Regions from separate parts of the Homo sapiens genome. Here regions 1, 3 and 4 are each linked to region 2. Evidence: chromatin loops called from intact Hi-C (ENCODE). Cell type or tissue: A673. All regions are shown on one strand. Links, peaks and the distances in the headings refer to the core of each region. The heading gives the core; the rest is flanking DNA. Region 1 overlaps KCNQ5 (potassium voltage-gated channel subfamily Q member 5). Region 2 overlaps KCNQ5 (potassium voltage-gated channel subfamily Q member 5). Region 3 overlaps KCNQ5 (potassium voltage-gated channel subfamily Q member 5). Region 4 overlaps KCNQ5 (potassium voltage-gated channel subfamily Q member 5).

Region 1 (5,459 bases), core at 141-5,140, 490 kb before region 2:
GTTAATAAAACATTCTGAGTATGTTTAATTTGCTCCAAAGTATTTTAAAAAATAAGAAAGAAACCAATGCTGTTTCATAATACTTTGTTTGGAGATGTTATTTTTTTCTCCCTAAATGGGTTAAGAACAACAGTATAAACCAAAAGTTGTGTTTTTTTTTAACAAAATGAAGTGTCTGTTTATTTTCAGTATACACTTTAAGCTTCTAATATTGTTCACTTAATTCTATTACATGAAAGGAAAATATTATACCTAGCCTTCCAAGAACACAATATGCAGTGGACACTCAAATATTGAATGAGTGAGTGCCCACTGCATATTGTGTTATTGGAACACTTTGGAAACACTTCTTCCATTTGTTCAACTTTCTCCAGTCATGTGGAAAATGGCTTTTTTCTTCAACTAAGAGTGGTACTTCCCAGTGCAGCTAAGGTCAAAAAGTGTTAGAAATGTGTGTTCATTGCAATCTCTAAAGTGCTTTTTATCCATCTTTTAAAGACTACATACTTCAAATGGATTTCAGACCTAGATCAGCAGTCAGATTAAAGAATTGCAAAGTGAGATTAAACTAGTTTTAAATTTATCATGCCTGATGATAAAATTCTATAGTTCTGTTTTGGTATGTCAAATGGAAAAGGCAGAGAAATTGATTGGCAATCCAAATGACATTTGGGAACTCACTTAGAACCTTCAAGATAGGATCCTGAACCCAAGGAGCACCTACTCTTATTCATCTAGTCCTTGACATAGAAGAAATTACAGTTTGTTTTGGGGAAACAGTTTTAACAAGCTCGAACATTCAAATTTGCCTTCAAGTATTTTTCTCTAGAAGAAACCCGGGTAAGTTCCCTTAGCTTCAGATCCATCAAGGAATAAACAAAATGAGATGGGTTAGGATCTTCCCAAACGAAGCAGCTACCCTAGTTATGTAGGTCCTACTTTAGTTGTGCACTGAGATCGTCCTGCAATCCTTCCAAAGGTAGGACAGGAAGCATAATAGGAAAGAAAACTATGTAGTCATCATATTTGTGCCAATCGTGTGGACTCCTATACAGTAGTTCAGGCTACCAGTTTGGTTGGGCCATGCTTCAGTAGCCCATTATTCCTTTCACTCAGTAGAATGGCTCCAGTTATTCCTCTGAAATTGGAAGTTAGAGTTTCACAGTATCTCTAGCAGGAAAGATTGCCTTACATGGTTCCAGATCTTTTACATCTAGTATTGGACTTGATGAGCTACTTTACAATTACATTTCCTAAACTAGTTGGGTCATGCTGCTGAGAGCTGTTTTCCAGAGCTAGTGGGTATGGAGTTTTCTTCCAGGCTTCAGGGCAGGAAGTGGATAATAAAAATACATTTATAGATGGCGCTAAGTGAGGTAGCCTAGACAACCATAAATAAGAATAATCAAACCATCACGTTGTACTGGAGAAGACAGAATATTCCTCTAATTGAAGGGTAGCTATCATAATTTAAAATTGTCATCATGAAGGATTGTACTTTTTTTCTCCAAAACAGGTTAAAGGCAAATACCTATTTTTTTTTTGGTTTCTTGTTGATTCAAATTCCCTTTCCACACTGCAATCTTAGTATAGATTTCTGGAGCACATGATAATATATTTAAAAGAGCTATTCACAATAAATCTGTTATGTTTTTGTACTTGTTTCAAGGGTGACATGTAAAGTTAGTGGTTGCTCTACAGTAAGCATCTGGTAGTGGAGCGGCAGTGCAGCATGACAAGGACCTGGACTGCAGTGTCAGCCCTGGGAATGTGCAGAAACGGAGAATAGGAGAAAATTCAAAGGGAGGACTGGAGTTCTTAGCTCTCCATTGGCTTCTGGTTGGCAAAAGAGATGAAAGAATCAAAATGTTCTTGGTTCCAAGCAAGTGTGACTGTGACCACGCAGAAGTTACTCAATTCTGTTTTAGGTAAAGAACAAGCACAAGTAGACATGTGGCCTGTTTGGGCTTTGGGAAAGACAGGGGATCATCAGTTACCAATGTAGAGTGATGGAGAAGAAATAAGGTCCTTGGAGAAGAGTGTATGGAAAAAGATTTAGGGAATACTGGCATCTTGGGAAATGAGAAGAGAAAGATTTGCAAAAGGGACAAAGAAGAGAAAAACTAGGAAAATACAACATCCACAGGAAGACTGTCTCTCAAAGGATTGCAATGGGATAAAAGTATTACAAAGAAAAGAAGTGAAAATGTGTGATGATGTAGAAAGCCAGGATAGAAGGCGAGGGGCCAGAACCTAGAAGAAAACTTTGCCATCTAGGAGTGGACAGCATGTGCAGTGCCATGTGTTAGGAGGACATCCAATTTCACAGGAAACATGATGTCCTGGAAAAAAAGGCCAGAACAACCCAGCAACTAGGTGGTGTGCAGACATAGCAATCAGTTTTTCAAAAGGGACCATGCAGGGTGAGGGGTGTCCCTGAAAGTATCACTGTATAACTAGGATGGGGACTCCAGAAGAGAGGGTGATATTTAGAGAGCCTCGAATGAAACCAGGGATATCTGGTTGGAAAGCAATCTTGCAGTCTCTAAGAGAGATGCTGATAAGTGCAAAGCAGTTCTAAAGAGCTTGAGATAATGCACCAAACGGTGCTTGCAGGGGAGAAGGGAGACAGATTAGGGTGCATAATTGATAAATAAATGGGTAAAGAGAGAGGGAGAATGGTAGATTAGGAATCAACAAAGTAAAGCTAAACTTTTATTTCTCCAAGCAGCTGGAGGTCTGTACAAATAAAAAAGCCTCAGGAACCCCCTTCCCTGAGAAGTGGAAAGATTAAAGTAATTGAGAATAACAAGATCCTGGAGTTATGGTAAATAAAAGTTTAGGTTGGTTAAAAAAAAAGTTTGGAATGGCAACATTGGGAGCTATGATAAGGCAACATTAAGAGATAAATAACGCGATGTCTTGACAACTGCAAAGGCCCTGATAGAGTTCAGGCATGATCACGTAGAAGGCTACCTGGTGTGTGAGATTGTGAGAATTTCTCTAACAGTAGTGTGCAGGGTAAATTTTAAAAAGCAGATGGAGCCCTAACCCAAGGCTGGCAACTTTGTAGCCAAAGTAAAGGGAATGAGAAATTTTCTAGAAGTCACACACACTGAACATGTGTGACCTTGACCTTGGGCAAATCGTAAACCCCTCCAAGCACCAACCATCTGATAAATGTGGAAATAAGGAGACAAAGTGTTAAAGCTCCTTATATAATTGCTGGGCAAAAAAAAAAAAAGTAATTTTTATACTTTGTAACCATATATAGTCTATAGCCTCTTCAGAGGAGGAAATGCTGCAATAATAGACACATGTGAAAAAACATGTGTTCAACGAATAAATAAGTGAATAAGTGAATTAGCATAACACTTATTTAACAACAACATTGTATTTGGTGCCAAGATTATAGAGCCAGATATTTCCTGTTGTGTGTACAAGTTCTGTGAGCTTGAACAAAAAGATTTTTCTTCAGAAATCAAGCCATATTTTATAATCTCTTTATTTTTGAGTGTATAGATAAAAACACACTCTTAAAGCAGGAACTACTGCTTTGACACATTTAAGTAATAGGATTAGAGAGCTGGAAGGACCTTTGGTGACCAACTCTAGTGCTATCTTTTTTAGATGGGAAAACAGCCTGCAAAAATGTTAAGTAGCTTCCTCAGGATCAAGTACTATTGGAGCCAGCATTGGTGGTCAATCCTGTATAGAAATGACTTCAGTTGTAGATCTGTGACCTTCCTTACTTACCTTCCTCTACCAAAGGTACTCTATAATTCTTAATAAATGAATATTGACATTCATTTTAAATACTATTGTTTGTTCAACTGTTCCATGAAGAATATTCTTTAAATAAGCATTGTAGTGCTAACAGGGAAAATATTTTTCCCTTTTATAAACTTCTAATAGCTGGCAAAAGATAGTAATTTCCATGACTTTTCTTTCTTCTAAGGAAGTTAAATTCTGAAGACGGTGTTTTTCTTGGAGTTAAACCATATATTGACTTGTTCTTTAAAGGATCTAATAAGTGAATAGATCAAGTAAGAAACAAATTAGTATTTAGCCCATTCAGTTGCAGCACTGTGGTTTCTTTCCAGATATGAAAATGTGAGAAATATTTCCTGAAATCAAGCAAGTGGGAGTGGGAAAGAGTATGTATAAATGTTACATGAGGAATCCAAAATCATCATCAGCATCACACACACACACAAAAATACATTTATTATTTCACACACAATTTCATTACACTTGGTAAATTCATTAGGGCAAGGCAAATGTATTCATCCAGACATTCAAATAAGCAGAAACATCTGTGCAGTCTTTAAATCTGCCATGTTAAACAGGCCTACCACTCTGTTTATATGCCCCAAAGAGCCTGAACCAAGACAGACGTAAGTAGGAGCAGCTGGATTTGACCCTAACTCTTGAAAATCCTGCCCTGCTTGAGAGGTAAGGCATATCTTCAGCTTTGCAAGCACACTATTTTGTGTGTGTGTGTGTGAGAGAGAGAAAATGGTTAAAATTAATGTGAATTTGGTTCTCCCTCCTCATATTTGTCTATATTAATATACTTTTTAATTGTTAATATTATCATTAGAAAGGTGATGGTTTCATGAATGAATTATGAAGGAGAAAAGAATTTTGGTATCTAAAATTGTTGGCCAATAATTGACCATTTTCTGCCTGGGTCATGTACGTGCACTGAGAGGTTGAAGTGTACTGTGTGTGCTTCTTCAGGCATTTCCTATTTATCTGAGACACTTTTGAGACAGAGAGGTGACTGGAGAAAATGAAGGGTTCTCCTTTATTTTTATGAACAATTCTCTACGCCTCATTACTCTCACAATTTTTGAATATCTACAATCTTTTCTCTCAGTTTTCTTAACCTCCACGCTGATGGTCCTGATTCAGAGCTACTTCGTTTATTACCCAAACACAGCTTGGGGAAGGGAAGGGGGATGTAAGGCAGTAGAGGCTTAATTCCCCTTGTTATTATACATGGCTATTGCTATTTGTCCTAGGGAAGAGGGTTAGCTTGGCCCTACTAGATAAAGAGCGTGTTAAAAAGGCCTCCCAAATTTACAAGTGAAAAACAAACATTTTGCGAGTAAAAAACAAACACACATATCCTTTGCCCATTAAACATTTTGTTTTGTTTTTTAAAATGAGCAAGGGATATGAACAGACACTTTTCTTTTTAAATTCTTATTTATTTATTTATCAACTTTTATTTTAAGTTCTGGGGTACATGTGCAGGATGTGCAGGTTTGTTACATAGGTAAACGTGTGCCACAGTGGTTTGCTGCACAGATCAACCCTATCACCCAGGCATTAAGTCCAGCAAACAGATACTTTTCAAAAGAAAATATATATGTGGCCAACAAACATATGAAAAAAATGCTAAATGTCACTGATCATTAGAGAAATGCAAATCAAAACCACAATGAGATACC
Region 2 (5,459 bases), core at 137-5,136:
TACACTGAGGCTAGGGTATGTTTAAACAAAATTTGCCTACGATGTCTTGGGCTAAGGAAAAATGTCACATTATTTATGACAGATCCAAAACTTTTCTTTAAAAATACAATGGCCAAGTGCAGTGCCTCATGCCTATAATCCCAGCACTTTGGGAGGCCAAAGAGAGTGGATCACCTGAGGTCAGGAGTTCGAGACCAGCCTGGCCAACATATTGTGAAACCCCCTCTATTTTAAAAATACAAAAATTAGTTGGGCGTGGTGCTGCATGCCTGTAGTCCCAGCTACCTGGGAAGCTGAGGCAGGAGAATCACTTGAACCTGGGAAGCAGAGGTTGCAGTGAGCTGAGATCACACCACTGCACTCCAGCCTGGATGACAGAGCAAGACTCCATCTCAAAAAATAAAAAATAAAATAAAATACAAGCCATTAATCTGAAGAAGAGCTTTTTAAATATAGCTCAACTGAGCAATAGTGAAAATACTGTTTCATCAGTTCTTTTTGGTACATTCAGGTACAAATTACTGTTAGTCTCAACTGAGCCTGCTGTTTTTTCCTCTACTCCAATCATAAAATACTTCTTTAGCATCATTTAATCACTCATTTCTTTTCCTCTGAATTCCCACTAAAACAGTACTAATCTCATATATGTGGTGGTAAATGTGTTTATTGATTTCATTCTATTAAAAAATTAGTTGGAAAAGTCATTTTTAAAATGGGACAAGTTTTTTTCTGTTTTGATATAAATTGTCATTTTCAGAGAACTGAATTTACCTGTGAATCCATCTGTCCAGAATAAGCCAATATTCTCACCTTGAGGTTTTATGTGGTTCTCCCTTCCTCCTTGACCAGATTATCAAATAGTAGTCAGTCATCACATTGATACAAGAAGGCTTTTCCTTCTATCTACCTAAGTTTTATTGCTACAAAAACAGATTATATTATCTGAGGTTTTGAGATTATCTATACATCTTGCTGCCTCTAGTTACTCTGTCTTCTTAATCAACAATGGTTGGCTATATGCCTGCTTGATACTTAAGCTTCCTTAATGGCAATTTTAAAAGCTTTGCTAGAACCCTTTCAGATTTCTGAGTAGACTAAAGTTGCTTTACCAGGTACCTGTGAGACTGTTGTAAAGATGCATGTCTTAAACGTTAAGGCAAAAATGATATTTTTATATTACATTACACTCTTGTGCTGTGAGCCACCGAGTGCTTTTTCTGAACCACTCCTGTGTGGTTGGCTTTTGGGGGAAGGGGGAGTTCTGAAGCTGTGTGTGGCTCTTGGAGAGAACTCTAGAACCCTGGTGGAAGACTGTGTGCTCTTATATTTTTTCTGCATTTATTTTCTGTTATTTCAATTTTCTTTCTTCTGTGTGCAATGAATGATCTGCATGTGTTGTTAAACTAAACTCAATAAGACTAGATTTTGGTTTTTTTCCAACATAGTCAACTTGTGTCCTTATTGGCAAAATGTTCCATTGTTTCAAAAACAATCTTTCCAAAATGGTCTCTCCTTCTGTTCACATTTATTGATAGAGGAAACGGATTTAGTCTTCTAACAACACATCATAGGACTTAAAATAAGAAACGTACTTTTCTTTCGTTTCTTACAAACCAGCAATCTAGAATCTTTTCTTCTGTTTTGTTGAACATATATTCTGACAATTGGTTACCTATATCAACTATAAATGCAGATGTTTCACACAAACCAAGAACTTACGTTTTCAAATTTCAACAATTAATGTCATGAATTTATTGATTTCTGTAGTTATTCTTTGAAGTTCTAAAGTACGTTATTAATCATTTATACTATGTGTTATTGATATTTATTACAGGGGTAGCTATATTCTAAAGTATTTATTCTTACATGCTAACACAGAGACTATCATCATTTGTATGTAATGCCTAGTTCAAATCCAATTTTTCAACCTAGCCGTTAAGATCACTGGATATCTTTCAAGCAGCACAATTAAACAACATAGTACTCTCTGCTTAAATAGTCTGTGTACTTCTATATTAAAAACAATAAAGCCAAATGGCTTTGTTTTTATAAAAGAATCCCTGAGCACTTTCCTATTCGTGAAATGCTTAGTAATGTGCTGCTCTATTTCCCTCACTCCTAGTAAGTTCTGTAGTAATAAGCAGAAGCTCTTCAGAATGTACACCTCACGGAAGCAGAGGTACCCAGCATCCGGGCTATTGACATGAGATTTGAGAATGCCAACTAACCTCAGGTGCATGACCAGGTTACACCGCCACCCCACCTGAGCCCTGTTCAGAGACTCACTCTTTCTAGGGACTTCTTGAATGAGGTTTTCAACCCGCTTGAAATTTTCCTTGTTGCCTGTTGCCTGCTTTGATACTCTCCACCGCTGGGACAAATAGTCGGCGTCCCGCGTAGAACTGGCAGTCAGCCCTTTGGCGCCTCCTTGTGGTTGGACAACTGCTGAGCTGCTGCACGCACTGGATTGTTATGGCTCAGTTGCCATATTGTGCCTGAGGCGAGAATTTGTAGAATGCTTATCCCATGAAGGGCTAAAACCCTAATTAAGTATAACAATAACTACAGCATTCTAAGTCCCAGAGGATTACTGTGGGGTTATGATGATGCCACACAGTTGCCTGGCAGAGAACAGCCGGTAGTAGACTGCATGCTAGGCCATTTGAATAACCTGTACATCTGGTTCCTAGAGATGAGAGAATTCTCTCTTGCAGGGTGACAGTGCAGGCTCTGCTGAGCATGGTCCTCAGCTGTAACTGTGGGACTGTACCCTAAGAGAGATGCTCCGATCAATGACCACAGCAATTTTTTTTTTACTTTCTGCAAAGCAAGACCTCCTTGTTGGTCTCTTGGGGATAATCCTTGGCATTCTTCCTAAAAATACTGTTACATAAATCTTCAAAAATCATATTCGTAGATGTCACCAAAAAAAAGGCAGGAAAATAATGAAGACTTCAGTGTTTCAGTGAAGAGTCTATATTTTTAATCAATTCAATGTGTGTTTTCAGTAACAGTCACCTGATCAGCTTAATAGTCATCTAATCAAGACGCTGTGTTGATTTTCAAAGGGAAACAAAGTAGAAAAATAATAAAGTGAGCTTTTTGTAAGAGGACACAAGAACAGATCTTTGCCTTGGAAAAGAAAATTTTGCCTGGTTAAAAAGTTCTTGATTAGAATCTTATTCTTAACTTTCATATAATTATGTCAAAAGAGAAAGTGAAAACATTACATTTTTTCTAATTTAACATGTAATATGCCGAGTTTATTTTAAAATAATTCTTGGGAATCTTTAAAATAATAGACATTAGCAAATATCCATGTAGTTGAGAAGGACAAAAGGGAAATGTTACTTAGAATTTATTTTTGTCAACTTTAAGTGCTTTAAATGATACTAAGATTTAGAGAATATTATTCACATTTTCCAATTTATTCATAAGGTAATGTCAAAATGGTTCATAGAGGCAATTTTTAAAAATATTTTTATAGGTATGATTTTTAAAATACTTTTATTATAAACAAACTATGGTGGATTGAATGCTAATACTTTCATTTTGGATGTTTTTACTTTTTTAGTAATTGAATTTTTTTAATTTTTCATATTAAGTGTTTTTATGATGGTTTATCCATTTCTTATGTATTTAGTTGACATAGAAAAGAGATATATCTTGAAAGTTGGAGAAAATAATTTGATATTAACTAAAACCAACCTTTTATAGTAATTAGCATCTGTTAGTTCCAGAAAAGGTAATAGATAAAATCAAATATAGTGAGGACCAATTGTAATGATATCTATGTCAACTTGAGCTATTCATTAATCTGAATAAAGGTGCAGAAGTGAGCATATGCTTCCTGAACTAGATCATTGTAAATTTAAATTATGGAACAGATGTGTTGAAACTAAAAAGAGATTTGAAACTTTTACAATTTAAAAAAAAAAAAAGCTTGAGAAAAGTAGATATTTTTGGGCACCATCCCTTTGACAGATTTGTTTAAATAATTGAAGGCTTTGGGATGACATGGAAAACCTAGCCTGAGAATTAAAAGATGCAGGTTTATGATGTTATTGTTGCTCTTGTTTAATGTAATCTATCATTTAATCACACATGTGTCAAGCACAGATAAACTCTTCCACTGTTGGGATTGTTGTAAAGAACTCTTGAACCCACCTGACCTCATCACCAAACTGCCCCGCCTGTTCTTTGCATGTGCCTTCAGCGAGTCATGCTGGACTTAGCTGTGTCTGCATTTCAGAGGGGAGCTGTCAGTTGCATGGTCAACTTGTTTATTGTTTCCAGAACTCCCTGACCACCAGTTCATGATTTGATTTGTTTTCATGTAAACACACATAAAACGTGGTGCCCTTTTAGAATATCGTTTGTTAAGCAACTAGGCATGGAAAAATAAATGTTACTGTTTCTTGTTAGCTACAAAGCACATATCCACTAAACACATTTGCTGTTGGCATGCTGCAGTTGGGGACAGTGGACATTGCGGTAAGTGGACAAAACAAGGCCTCCACTTCGTCTCAAATAAGCCTTATCCATGAGAACGCTGCTTTCATACCCCACAAAGGCTGCGGCTTTACTCTCTCAGAGTAGCTGCTCTGAGAGACTTCCCTCAGACTCATTGCCCAGGATTTCTTCAGGCCCTGCAGAGTCCTGGGCCTCTCACATTGATGACAGTATCACCTTCTAATGAATGGCATAATTTCACTATAAAGGAAACAAGAAAAAAAAACAGAATGGGTACACAAAGCTTCTTACAGTTCATTTGATTCCCACAAGAATCCCTTAGCTGTGTTGCTATGTTTATCTCCAAGTTAGAGATGAGAACCCTAGCCCCCGTGTGTCTGATCCCAACCTGCCCTTCCTAGCACATCATAGCATATCTCTTGATTAGGAAAGTGTGAAGATGCACTTTGGATTTTATGATTGTTGTTAATGCTTCTTTTATCAGCCCACAACAATTTGATCTTAGCCGGCATCAGAGAACTGAATGCCTGAACAAATATAATTTACCAGTAGCTGCCACAGCAAATCAATAACCTGTTTACTAGCAGGAAATTGTGTTAGTGAACATAACATCTCATTCTCTTCATCAGTCATCACATTCATTATCTGTTGGGGCTGTTCTATCTTGTGTGGTTTTCATCTCACAAGAATGAATGTAAGCATAAAAGAAATCTAATGTTAAGTGTTGTGTGTTTAATATTATGTATGTGGTGCTACCAACTGCTATGAGATTGCATGAATTTATGGATAACATAATCTTGCCTGGAATATAAAATGCATGCCAAATGTAGGTATATATGTAACTGTCATCCCTGTTTACCTGTAGAAATGTCTAGAAATTACAAAGAGATATGCTCCCAAACAAAAAATAATTTTTTAAATCTCAAAAGTTGAGGTTAAAGCTAAAATTACCCAACTGTTTTTCAAGTGAATTCCAAAACAGTTCT
Region 3 (5,459 bases), core at 259-5,258, 180 kb before region 2:
CTGGAAAGCAAGAATAACATTTCCCTTGCCCTTTCCCTCCCCCAATAAACTAAATTTTTTTTAAATGGTTATCAATTTAATGCTATATTTAACCATGTAAGAAGAACAAAAGTTCTTCCCTTTTTTTCAAAATGCTATACCCTCTCAAATAGTTTTTTATTTAAAACTCTCTTGTACAATCTTTTTATTCAAAACTCTCTACCCTTTTCAAATTTCCAAAAGAGATGAAAAAAAATTGCTTTTGTTCCTTCAGGAGCAGAATTAGTATATCACAGAAATTTCTCTTGAATTATTTTTCAACAAGGATCCTGGAAAGCCACATCACTAAAAATCAAGAATAGCTAAGAAAAACTAAGAATTTTGCCTGCTAGAAGTTTGATCTCTTGCTGCTTTTTAAAAAAATCTGTCTTGATAGCAGTTTTAACATAACTGGTAGCGTATTCAGTATCATTTCTTCATGACATGCCACTAGCAGCCAATCTTGGTAAACAAACTGATTAAAAGATTATCTGTCACCCAGGGTTTCATCATCCTCTACAGTGATTCACTTGTTTGGAATCAAGGCACAGTCTGAAGTCACTGAATGGAGTTGATGAAGCTAATGCTTCACAAATAGAAAATGAAAATCATCTGAAAACCAGGGAGAAAATCCTCACTGATTATCGCCAACTTGTTGGTAGAATTCTAACCGTATGGTTTCCATGCATGAATCACAGGAACCATTGGTTGCAGCAGAGCCCCTCAGCTGTCTCACTTCCTCCAGTGGCATGAGCCTGCTGCTGTACCTTGTATTCACCTGGTGACAGTGATGACCAAGATGTTTACACCTGCTGCAGTGATGAGCACACAGGCATGAGCAGTCCTTCCACAGTTGTGTGTGTGTCGGAGGGCATTGGAGGGGAAGTGAATTCCAAGGGCTGGAGCGGTAGAACAATTCCAATCTAGCATGATCTGTCTTGAATTCTAAGAATATGTTTTCATAACTTGGAGGATGGCCATATCATGGAAGGGGGAAACCCAAATATTGACGCTTTTTGCCTATCATGATGTCATAAGGATTAATCATCCAAATGTAACTTTCTGAGCTCTACAAAAGGTCATGTGAAATCAAATTTCTATTAATAATTAGATTAGATATCTGATCCCAAGCCCTCATAACAATCTTCTCTGGCCTTTTTTGTTACTGCTGCTTAGAGCTGAGAATCCCTGTTTTCTGAAAACTTTAAGCCTGATTTCTAGTTCCTCCTGCCTTTTCCCAGATCCCAAAAAAATCAATGTTAAATCAACTTGAGTATTTTCACATGCAAAGGAAGTATTTGAACATGGAACAAGTGTGGATATTGTCCCAATGATCAGGATTTTCAACTTTCTTGTTCTTCTCAGATCCTCTCTTCCCTCAAAAAATTATTCTGTTAAATTAATTTAACCTCTTAGCCTTCTTTTGTTGTTGTTGATTTTTTGTTGGTTTGTTTTTTGGTTTTTGCTTGTTTGTTTGAGACGGAGTCTTGCTCTGTCGACCAGGCTGGAGTGCAGTGGTGCGATCTCAGCTCACTGCAACCTCTGCCTCCCAGGTTCAACCAATTCTCCCTGCCTCAGCCTCCTGAGTAGCTGAGATTACAGGCACCAACCACCACACCCAGCAAATTTTTTTTTTTTTTTTTTAAGTAGAGAAGAGGTTTCACCCTGTTGGCCAGGTTGGTCTTGAACTCTTGACCTCAGGTGATCCACCCCCTTGGCCTCCCAAAGTGCTGGGATTACGGGTGTGAGCCACTGTTCCTGGCCTAACCCCTTAGCCTTCTATTAATAATACAAAAAGATATGTCCTCCCCTAAGATACGTAACCTTTCAGTAATTATAAAAGTATATACCTGTGCTCAGTTTTTATTTGATGATGCTGTTTTTATTTTATTTTAATCCACAGCTATTTTCCACGAAACATCCTATAGAAGAGATACTTTCTTAGGGATGAGAATTATGTATTACGTACTTAGAACAAGGGCAAAGTTTAACTCTTAGTACATGGCAAAGCTGATCTCATCCCTGAAGAGTGTAATGTACTTCTAGAACTTCATCTTCTATCCAAATCCATTAAATTAAAAGAGATTGAGGGAACTGAGTGGAATAGTCATCAACATTTCACTAAATAAAATGAAATCTCTCTGAAATTAGTTTGGCTTCTACAACTCTAGCTAGACAGAAACATTTGTCCCTGACACACTGAAGTCATTACTTAAGAGCAATTGTGCATTTGGGGAAAAAAATGGCCATTGTAAGTTTGCAAAGTTGAAGGTAAGAAGGATGGATGGTGAAATGGAAGCAAAGAAGGATTCAGTAAGATTAGTATTTTTGGATAAGGATAGTTGATGTGTCACACAACAGAGCCAACTTCAAAGTTTGACTTCAAAGAAAACTCTCCAAGAAAACACACTTGTGCATGTACACAGACACACACACAGAAAGCAAACACAAACACTTGGTAGTTTCTCCCTTTCATTTGTGCTAACAACTTTTCCATTCTACTTGGTCTAGGATTTTCTTTTCCTTTTTGATATGCTTCAAATTTTGCATCCTTGAAAATAAATTTTATTAGACATGATGCTAGGTTCACTTTAGACCCTTGTGTTGTACACTTCTTAATAAACATAGCTCATAACTTCTCCTTCTAGACCACAGTAGTCTAGAATCTGTCTTGCCACTGTGTTAAGAAGCACCCCAAAATTTTAGAAAATATTTTTATAGTGGTGTAAAATTACCTTATTAAAATCAGAAACTCTATAAAATATTTTAGCCTTTTACACCAATGCTAAATTCTAAACCTAATTTCATGTTGTAAATTATTTTCTAGCTTAAGCTGAAGAGTTTAGACCTTGTGACAATCAAAGCCAACTGATCAAATTCTACCTTCTTTGAGGTGCCCTTTCTTGGATAGTAACTGCTTCTTTCCTCAGTAATTTTCTAACTAGCAAAGCTCTTGAAGACCTTTCTCGGGAATCTTCCCTACCATTCATCCCTTCTTTATCATCCTGCCAAAATAATTTCTTCACTGGGACTTTTTGCTATAATTACCTCAATTTTGTTGTTTTAACTTAAAAGTAATAAACTCATATGCTACATCTAGATTACAAATTCCGGAAATAGAGATTGAACTCTTTCCTGCATTTCCTGTTTTTCCTGAGGATCCAGTAATGTGCTCTTGAATGCAATAAATGCTTACTCACCCTCTCCAGTAGGCTATTTCCATCTGATTCTGTCATTCATCCCTTCAGTGATTATTTGTTAAGTACCTAGTGCATTTTGAGCACACTGTGTGGTTCTAGATACACACCACATAGTGAAACAGACTTGGTCCCTGCCCTCGTGGACCTTACAACCCCATGATGAAGGCCACATAACAAGAAACTTCTCTGGACACACATTTTATCCAGTGAAGATGTTTTTAAAATGTGATTAATTAACATTTTTTCAGGTGGACTTTAGCCTGACTTACAGCCAACTAGCTACAAACCAAGATTTCTTTCTTGTGAATAACAATTTAAATTGGCAACTTGTGAATCACAAGATCTTTCCAGTCCTCACTGAATGTGATAAAGCCATTTATGTTGAACCCAGTGTGTGTTTTAGTTGCTTTCTCATAATGTAGGAAATGACATCAACAAATTGTAAAATGTTTAATGACTGAAACAACAATTATACTTAAATTCCTTTTCAAATCCAATGAATCATACTAACCTGTAACCTCTGTCCCTCTCCCTCCCCACAGAATAAGAGCTCCTCTCTTAAGGCAGCCCCCACCAATCCCTGCTGCCCCCTTTAAAATCCCTTCATGCCCATCCCTTCTGTAACTAAGAAATCTTGGACTGTTTGCACCAACTTCAAGAAACATGAAGAGGTCTCACATTTTTAGTTGCCTTTGGAGATGGGAGCAGGATAGACAGAGTCAGGAGTAGAATGAGACTTCCTCAAGATATGTATGTTACAGAATTTTGACTTTTAAAGATTGAGATGTACAAAAACTTAAAAGAAAAAATATGAAGAAAATGAAGAGAGGCAGTATGGTGAGAAAATGAAGTGACTGGAGGAGACAGCACAGCCAATATTTCACTCACAATCATTAGTCTTTATCTCATCTTTCTGCACCCCAGATTTTCCCTGGGGTGACTTATGAAATTTCAATTAACGAACCACCAACAAAGAACAGAGGCGAAACTGAGTCAACAAAAGGCTCTTGATACTTAAGTTCAGATTCCTTGGCAATCTTTCAAAGTTTTTCTTTGGCAGACCTCAGCACAACCACGTAAGAATATGTCTATGTCTTTGAGTTCATCTTAATGTTCTTTATACAGCTTTCTTATCTGTGACACAGAACAAGTTTCACTAAAACCATATCAAGCTTCTGGTTCCAACTATAGGTCTGTGTTAGAGAGCCACACCTGAAAAATCAAGCATGTCAGATGCAGACCTGTATGCCTTTACTGCTGTTCAAGAGGAAAGTGTAAGTGCTGTGGGAGGAAGGCAGGAGGAGGAGCCAGAGGCTTGGTAGGGGTGAAGGTAGATGGAGAAGAATGACTAAAAGTAAGTGCAAAAAATACTGCAGGAAAGCAGTTTGAGATAACTAAGGCAGCATTCCAGTGTATCCACTTAAGGAAGGGTTGTTAATACAGCTATACTTCTGTGGATAAGAAATTAACTTACTGTATAATTGCATTCTCGGAAGATCTTTCAAGACTTTTCTGTGTGTGTGTGTGTGTGTGTGTGTGTGTGTGTTGATAAAAACTCTCACTTCTAGTAAACTTAGGATAATAGGCTATGTCTTGCTAATCTATCTCACTGGTTATTGAAAAACTGTCGCTCTGTAGTCAGGGGTGGCAGGAATTTAAGTTGAAAGCATGATATGACTACAAAATGTGCATTTCTAGATACGCAGCCCTTCCCCAAACAGACTTGGCAGAATAAGTTAGTTTAAATGGTTGGTTCCATCTGTGTGGTAAAATTGTGTCTGACATCTGTTTAAAATGAGCACAAGATGCTTGAAAAAGAAGGGCAAGCCTCACTGTTGAACGTGATGGAATCTGGGGGCCATGGCCCTCGTGTGTATGTACAAGCTCACAGCTCACACGGTTCACCAGTCTTGTCAGCTGTTACTACCTTTTTATCTGGATCCTGTTAACTTGAGATTTGTTCTTAGCTTATGGAAAAGGTCTCCCTGTGTTTTCTTCCTCCAGATAGGAGAAGTCTCTTGGCAGAGTTCTTCAAAGGCAGTTAAGTCAGTAGCATCATGGAAATTTGGCAGCAAGTTGAGTACCAGAGCAGATCTAAACGTTAGTTTAGGTTATTTTCACAAGCAATTGTTCCACAATTTTTCATCCCTTTATTTTAGCAGTTAGCATAATCACTCACAACAGTTCCTAAAGTGAACCTGCTTGTCCATTCTTATCATTGTGTAGTCTGAATAACCATGA
Region 4 (5,459 bases), core at 289-5,288, 51 kb after region 2:
GGCCACAGAATGTCTGAATGTCCTAAGTGAGCCAAATGGAATATCTGCTTGCCCCTACAGTGAGAATATCAGACAGACTGTACACACGTGGAGCTAATTTACATTTCTCTATCAAGAGTTAAAACCAAGAAAATGAGACAGATCAGTGCATCCAGGGACTCCTGGGGTTCCTTGGTCTTGTCTAGTAACCCGATCTAAGATGAAAGAAGAGTAGAGGAATCTTAGATATATAATTTTATAACTTGCTTTGCAGATTATAAAACTGTCAGAGTTTAAATACTGTAAACACAAATACAAATCTATATTGTTGAATTATGTTTATGTATTAACAAGAAAACAACATTAAAAAGTATTCTAAATAACTAACACATATGCCTTCAATAGTGACCCAAATTATCAAGCTCTGCAGCCCTAGTTGTCTGCTGGATTTGTCCCGTGATCAATTTCGAGTGAGGGCTGCCTCAGGGGAAATTCTGTGATCAAAAGGCTCTGGGTCACCTGAAGGATGAGCCTTGGGGTCCGTGCTTTTAAGACAGATAAATGCTGTATTTCTCATGGAGAGTCAGAAATCAGAAGATAGAATTTTCCAAACTGGAAGAGGGAGTATTTCAGTCTGTTTTCTGATGTTTATAACAATATCTGAAACTGAGTAATTTATAAGGATGAATTTATTTCTTACAGTTATGGAGGCTGGGAGGTCCAAGGTGGGCAGGTGTATCTGGTGAGGGCCTTCTTGTTGGTGGGGACTCTCTGTGGCACCCTGAGGCAGCACAGGGCATCACATAGCAAGCAGAGTGAGCATGCTAAGTGCTAACTTAGGTCTCTCTTCCACTTCTTATAAAACCACCAGTTCCTCTCTCATGATAACTCATTAATCCATTAACCCATTAATCCATAATTTATTCATACAGCCAGAGTCCTCATGATCTAATCACCTCTTAAAAGTTCCACCCCTCAATACTGCCACATTAGGCATAAAATTTCAACATGAATTTCGGAGGGGGCATTCAAACCATAACAGAGGGATGTGGAATGCATGTCGGTAGTGTAAATTAACCCAAATAACCAACATAAAGTGAGGGGTTAAGGGGGAGAAACCCACATCCACCCCACAAACATAAGATCTGCAATCACAAGGGGGCCATTCAGCAACCTTCAGAAACTTAATAATATCCCCATAAATGAGGGTGCAGAGTAGGTAAAGCACTGTCATCTCCTCCAGAAATCATTTCTGATCACCTCTACCAGTCTGGGTTAAACACCCCTCTTCTGCATTCCCATATCAACCTGGGCTTCCCACCACCTTGCACATCACAAAGTGAATTTTAACTGTCTGCCTACTTGTCTGTCTGCCCTACTAGACTGAAAGTGCCCAAGCAATAGGATTTGTTTCTTCATTGCTGTATCCCTGGCATCTAGCACAGAAGCTGGCATATAATAGGCACTCAATAAATGTTTGATGAATGAATGAATGAATGAATGAATGGACAAATTCTCGAGTCCCACTCATCAGGCATCACTAGGGGAGGCAGCCACATGGAGCTTATCTAGAGAGCTCCAAGCTCTGGACAAATGAAACTCTCAAATCCTATCAGAGCTCACAGTCGCAGCAACCATTGTCTTGCACCATGCTTGTAGAGAGGAAGAGACCAAGGACCAAATGATCATTGTCATCACGTAGGAGGCTTCTTTAACTCTGCCAGCGCCCAGCAGTTAACAGTTCAGAGCCTAACACAATACTCAGCACAACGTCATAGGTACTCAATGAATATTCATTGAAAGAATGAATGAATCAGTCACTTTAGCACTTCCTTTCCCTTCCAAGGTAATCCTTTGAAAAATTAATGGAACTTCTTAACTACTTCTTGCATGAAACTTCAGACCTCACTCAAGGACGGGGAAGCATTTCAGTTCTGATTAGAGGTCTGACACCAAGGCACACTAATGCCATGTCAATGGGTCTGACATGTGCGACTTAGAAGATTTTGCAAGCTGGCATGAATCATGATCACTTCTTTGCATGAGAGCAGGGATTGTTCCACCCCCAACACACTCCACCACCACATGCCACCATCACCCCAATCCTGTCTCTACTCCAGTGGCTCTCAACCTTGGCCACACATTAGCATCACCTGAAAAGTTTTATAAAATCTTTGGACCATGCCCTGGAACAATTAAAACAGAATTTCTGGAGGTAGGACCCAGGCATTTTTTAAAGCTCCCTAGGTGATTCCAAAGAGCAGCCAAGCTTGGGAAGTACTGCTGTCTTGACAGTCAATCAAACTGCCTCTTCAGTTCACAGTTGGCTGAGCCCTCTCCGCCCTTGCACATGGTTTGGCTGCTGGCTGGGTCCGTCCATCTGTTTGGCGGTGGCAGCAGTCACTGCTGCTTCTGTTTTCTCATCGTTCTTATCTCTGCATATTCATATGCAATATTTTTACCCTAATTTAGAGGATTGGAATAAGACTTTTGTAAGATTTTAGAACTCATGGCAGCACAACAAATGCACCTACATTTCCTTATAAGTGCACATGTGTTCGTGTGTATATATAGATGTCGTCTACCCAGAGTTTCACTTTGCTTTAGTTATTTCTTCATGCTCAGAAAATTGTATGAGCAGACTTCAGTTTCAAGAGGAGGTACTAGTTTAGGTTTGTGATGAATCTTTTACACCCTCTAGTGGTACTGCTGGGGCATATCAGTTTTGTGCAATGGGTTTATTAGACTCCTAGTCTCTTCATAACCAACAGCATCAAAGGAGACTAACCTTAGAGGTCTTTTGCTCTTTGCTGCTGTATTAATCCCAGTGATGCAATCTACCCTCATGAAGAAAAGAAGCAGATGAGTATGTAACTTATTCCTCAGCCTTTTGCTGGTCCTCCAAAGGGCTCGTCATAGGTACTTAATGAATATTCATGAAAGAAAGGATGAATCAGTCACTTCAGCACTCCCTTTCTCTTCTAAGGTAATCCTTTGAAAAATTAGTAGAACTTCTTAACTACTTCTTGCATGAAACTTTAGACCTCTCTCAAAGAAGGAGAGACATAGTAAAAACAGGACATTCACTTAGCAAAAGTGTATTGAACACTTACTATGTGCCAGGCACATGTGAGTAAAAACAATCATATCATATCAAAGTGTCTTTTTCATTGTTGTTATTTTGTGTTAAAGTATGAAGATCTTAATGTTAAGACAATAGAGGAACCTTATGATTAAGAGCTCAAAGCTGGAGCCAAACTGGTTCACGTCCTAATTCCACAATTACTGGATGTTTAACATCAGGCAAGTTACTTAACCTCTCTGTGCCTCAGTTTCTTTATCTGCAAAACAGGGATGGCAATAGTACCCTTATCATAGGATTATACTATAAAGTGCTATCTAATATTATCATTTTAATCATTAAATGTATCTTAAAGGTCCTAATTTAACTCTAGAATGATTTGCCCAGAAATTCCTTTCTAGTAGGAAATACACAAGTCATATCAAACTTCTTTTGTAAGCATGTAAGAGGCCACCAAGGTCTTCTGCTTCTTCCCCAGGCCAGTTCATGGGCTTTCATTTATTCTTGGCTTCAGGGCATTTTCTCTTAGCTCTTCTTATCTAAACCAGGGGTCAGCAAACTATAGCCAGGGGATCAAAATCTAACCCAAGGGGCTTGTTTTTATAAATAAAGTTTTATTGAAATGTAGTTACACTCATTCATTTATTTATTGTCCTATGGCTGCTCGCATGCTACAGTGGCTGACTTGAGTAGTTTCAGCAAAGACCATACAACCCACAAAGCATAAGATATTTACTACCTGGCCCTTTATAGAAGAAGCTTTCTGGCCCTTGTCTAGACTCTGAGTCGCTCTGGGCTTGCTCCCAGCTGTGTTTAGAGAGTAAGACACAGAAGGTCTGGGCTAGCCTATGTGAGAACTAAGCATGAAACCAGGTTTCACTCTTCTACCTGCCAACAAGGACTCCCCTACTCCTCTGGTCTCCCCTCCACCCCCTCATCCTGTAGTTAAAGCCCTTAGTATATGAAATGCAAGTCTTAGAAAAAAAATTGAAGAATTGAAAGACCTTTTGAATTCGTAGTTGATACCTACTTTGGGACATTTTCCTCAATTTTCAGCACCCACATATTTTTTCCTGGTGTCTAGAATTATTGAACTCTGAGCTTCCTTGCTCCCTGCAAGTAACAAGATAATGGCCTACTCTCTCCTCTTATCAAAGGCTAATTGGGTAGCTTTTTGCTCATGATATACGTTGGGAATATATTACATATATTTGCTGGAAAATATACCCTGTAAAGCAAAACTAACAGACTCCAATGAGACTGATGTATATATCCTACAAATGAGGTAAAGTAAGCAGACAGCCCCTAAAATTTGTGATAAAAGGGAAAACATTACAATTACTGGAGGTAGGTAACCCATATTAGCCATGGACTGATTCCCAGAAGGGACCTTATGAGAGAATGCAGGTGGCCAGGTTGAAAGGCAGATGTTTTCCAAGTATGGGATCCCCTCTGGAAAGACAAGGACAGAGATGAATAAATGACTAATGTGGCCTTGGATTCATTTGTGTGAGAATGTCAGAGCATACAAGGCAGAGTAGGAGGTCAGATCCATAGACAGCCTAAACATTCTCCTTAATGTTTACAAGGTTGCCTGCCTGGGATTCACTCTGTGTTGCAGCACTGTGAGTGGAATGGTAAAAATGTGAGCCTTGGCATCTGCAGTAACCTTGTTCTTACTAGTTCTGTGACCTTGAACAGGTAACTCAACCTCCTGAGCTTTACTTGACCCAAATGTCAAAGGTGGAAAATTCTTAGAGTTTTAAGTTGACAGAATGCAGGTAAAGTACTTAGCACTGCACCAGCCATCCAGCCAAGCACAACTCTTGGAGACCCACTCAACATTAAGTTGAAGAGAGCAAGATCTATGTCTTGTTCACCTTTGTATCCCCGCCATCCAGCTCTGTGTCCAGCAGATGGATAGTGGGTGCCCAGGTTAAGTTCATTGCATCATAGAGACAGAGGCAGTTCCAGGCATTCCAATGATGACCAGAGAAATAAGAAAATGCTGCAGGGGGCAAGGAGGACAATACTAAATACTCAGAGATGCTTTCTCAAACTTAGCTTGGACACAAATTTTCCTCTCTCTACCTTCTATTTTGATCATGAAAATCGTGTACTGTCCTGAAAGAAGTGAGAGGGGATTGGGTGGAAAGAGGGAGGCTGAGATAATTGAATAATGTAAACATGTCAAGTTATGTGACCCCACTGACCTGGCATCTTCATTCACAGAGTATGATGGCTAAAACAGGAGCCCCAGAGAGCATCCCTCACACCTGGTCCTGCTTAGAGCAAGACAGGCACACGTGATTTTTGGAAGCACTGATAGCAATCTCCTAGGAATGAAAAACTGAGGTTGTATTCTTTTTAGACTCTAGCCACATGTTTTCCACTGTTT

What was found. Peaks named below come from ENCODE experiments on the same cell type or tissue, not always from the same donor. Only the 100,000 strongest peaks of a DNase experiment are listed, where the experiment ranks them.
Region 1: a loop joins it to region 2, with 9 times the contacts of the local background. A loop is called at or near these places in 6 of 110 quality-filtered maps.
Region 3: a loop joins it to region 2, with 2.1 times the contacts of the local background. A loop is called at or near these places in 6 of 110 quality-filtered maps.
Region 4: a loop joins it to region 2, with 2.1 times the contacts of the local background. A loop is called at or near these places in 15 of 110 quality-filtered maps.

What each region holds. Positions count from the first base shown.
Region 1 is chr6:72,637,104-72,642,562 of GRCh38, forward strand. The region is part of intron 1 of KCNQ5 (potassium voltage-gated channel subfamily Q member 5); the gene reads left to right. It overlaps KCNQ5-IT1 (KCNQ5 intronic transcript 1), which reads left to right. Exons shown (of 4, transcript NR_120503.1): 2 at 3,631-3,771. Among named protein-coding and RNA genes, the nearest start is that of KCNQ5-IT1, 9.3 kb to the left of the region's middle. In A673, for the core only: a CTCF peak has its summit at 3,010; DNase peaks (open chromatin) are centred at 3,078 and 3,438; H3K27ac peaks cover 1,866 bases.
Region 2 is chr6:73,127,671-73,133,129 of GRCh38, forward strand. All of the region lies in intron 9 of KCNQ5 (potassium voltage-gated channel subfamily Q member 5), which reads left to right. Among named protein-coding and RNA genes, the nearest start is that of KCNQ5-AS1, 13 kb to the right of the region's middle. In A673, for the core only: a CTCF peak has its summit at 2,448 (motif pointing left); a DNase peak (open chromatin) is centred at 2,501.
Region 3 is chr6:72,949,801-72,955,259 of GRCh38, forward strand. All of the region lies in intron 1 of KCNQ5 (potassium voltage-gated channel subfamily Q member 5), which reads left to right. All of the region lies in intron 3 of LOC105377855 (a long non-coding RNA gene), which reads right to left. Among named protein-coding and RNA genes, the nearest start is that of MIR4282, 15 kb to the right of the region's middle. In A673, for the core only: no CTCF peak of the experiment used is centred there; DNase peaks (open chromatin) are centred at 541, 3,211, 3,731, 4,511 and 1 weaker place; H3K27ac peaks cover 4,686 bases.
Region 4 is chr6:73,178,538-73,183,996 of GRCh38, forward strand. All of the region lies in intron 11 of KCNQ5 (potassium voltage-gated channel subfamily Q member 5), which reads left to right. Among named protein-coding and RNA genes, the nearest start is that of KCNQ5-AS1, 38 kb to the left of the region's middle. In A673, for the core only: a CTCF peak has its summit at 2,674 (motif pointing left); DNase peaks (open chromatin) are centred at 1,754, 2,384 and 2,684; H3K4me3 peaks cover 399 bases; H3K27ac peaks cover 442 bases.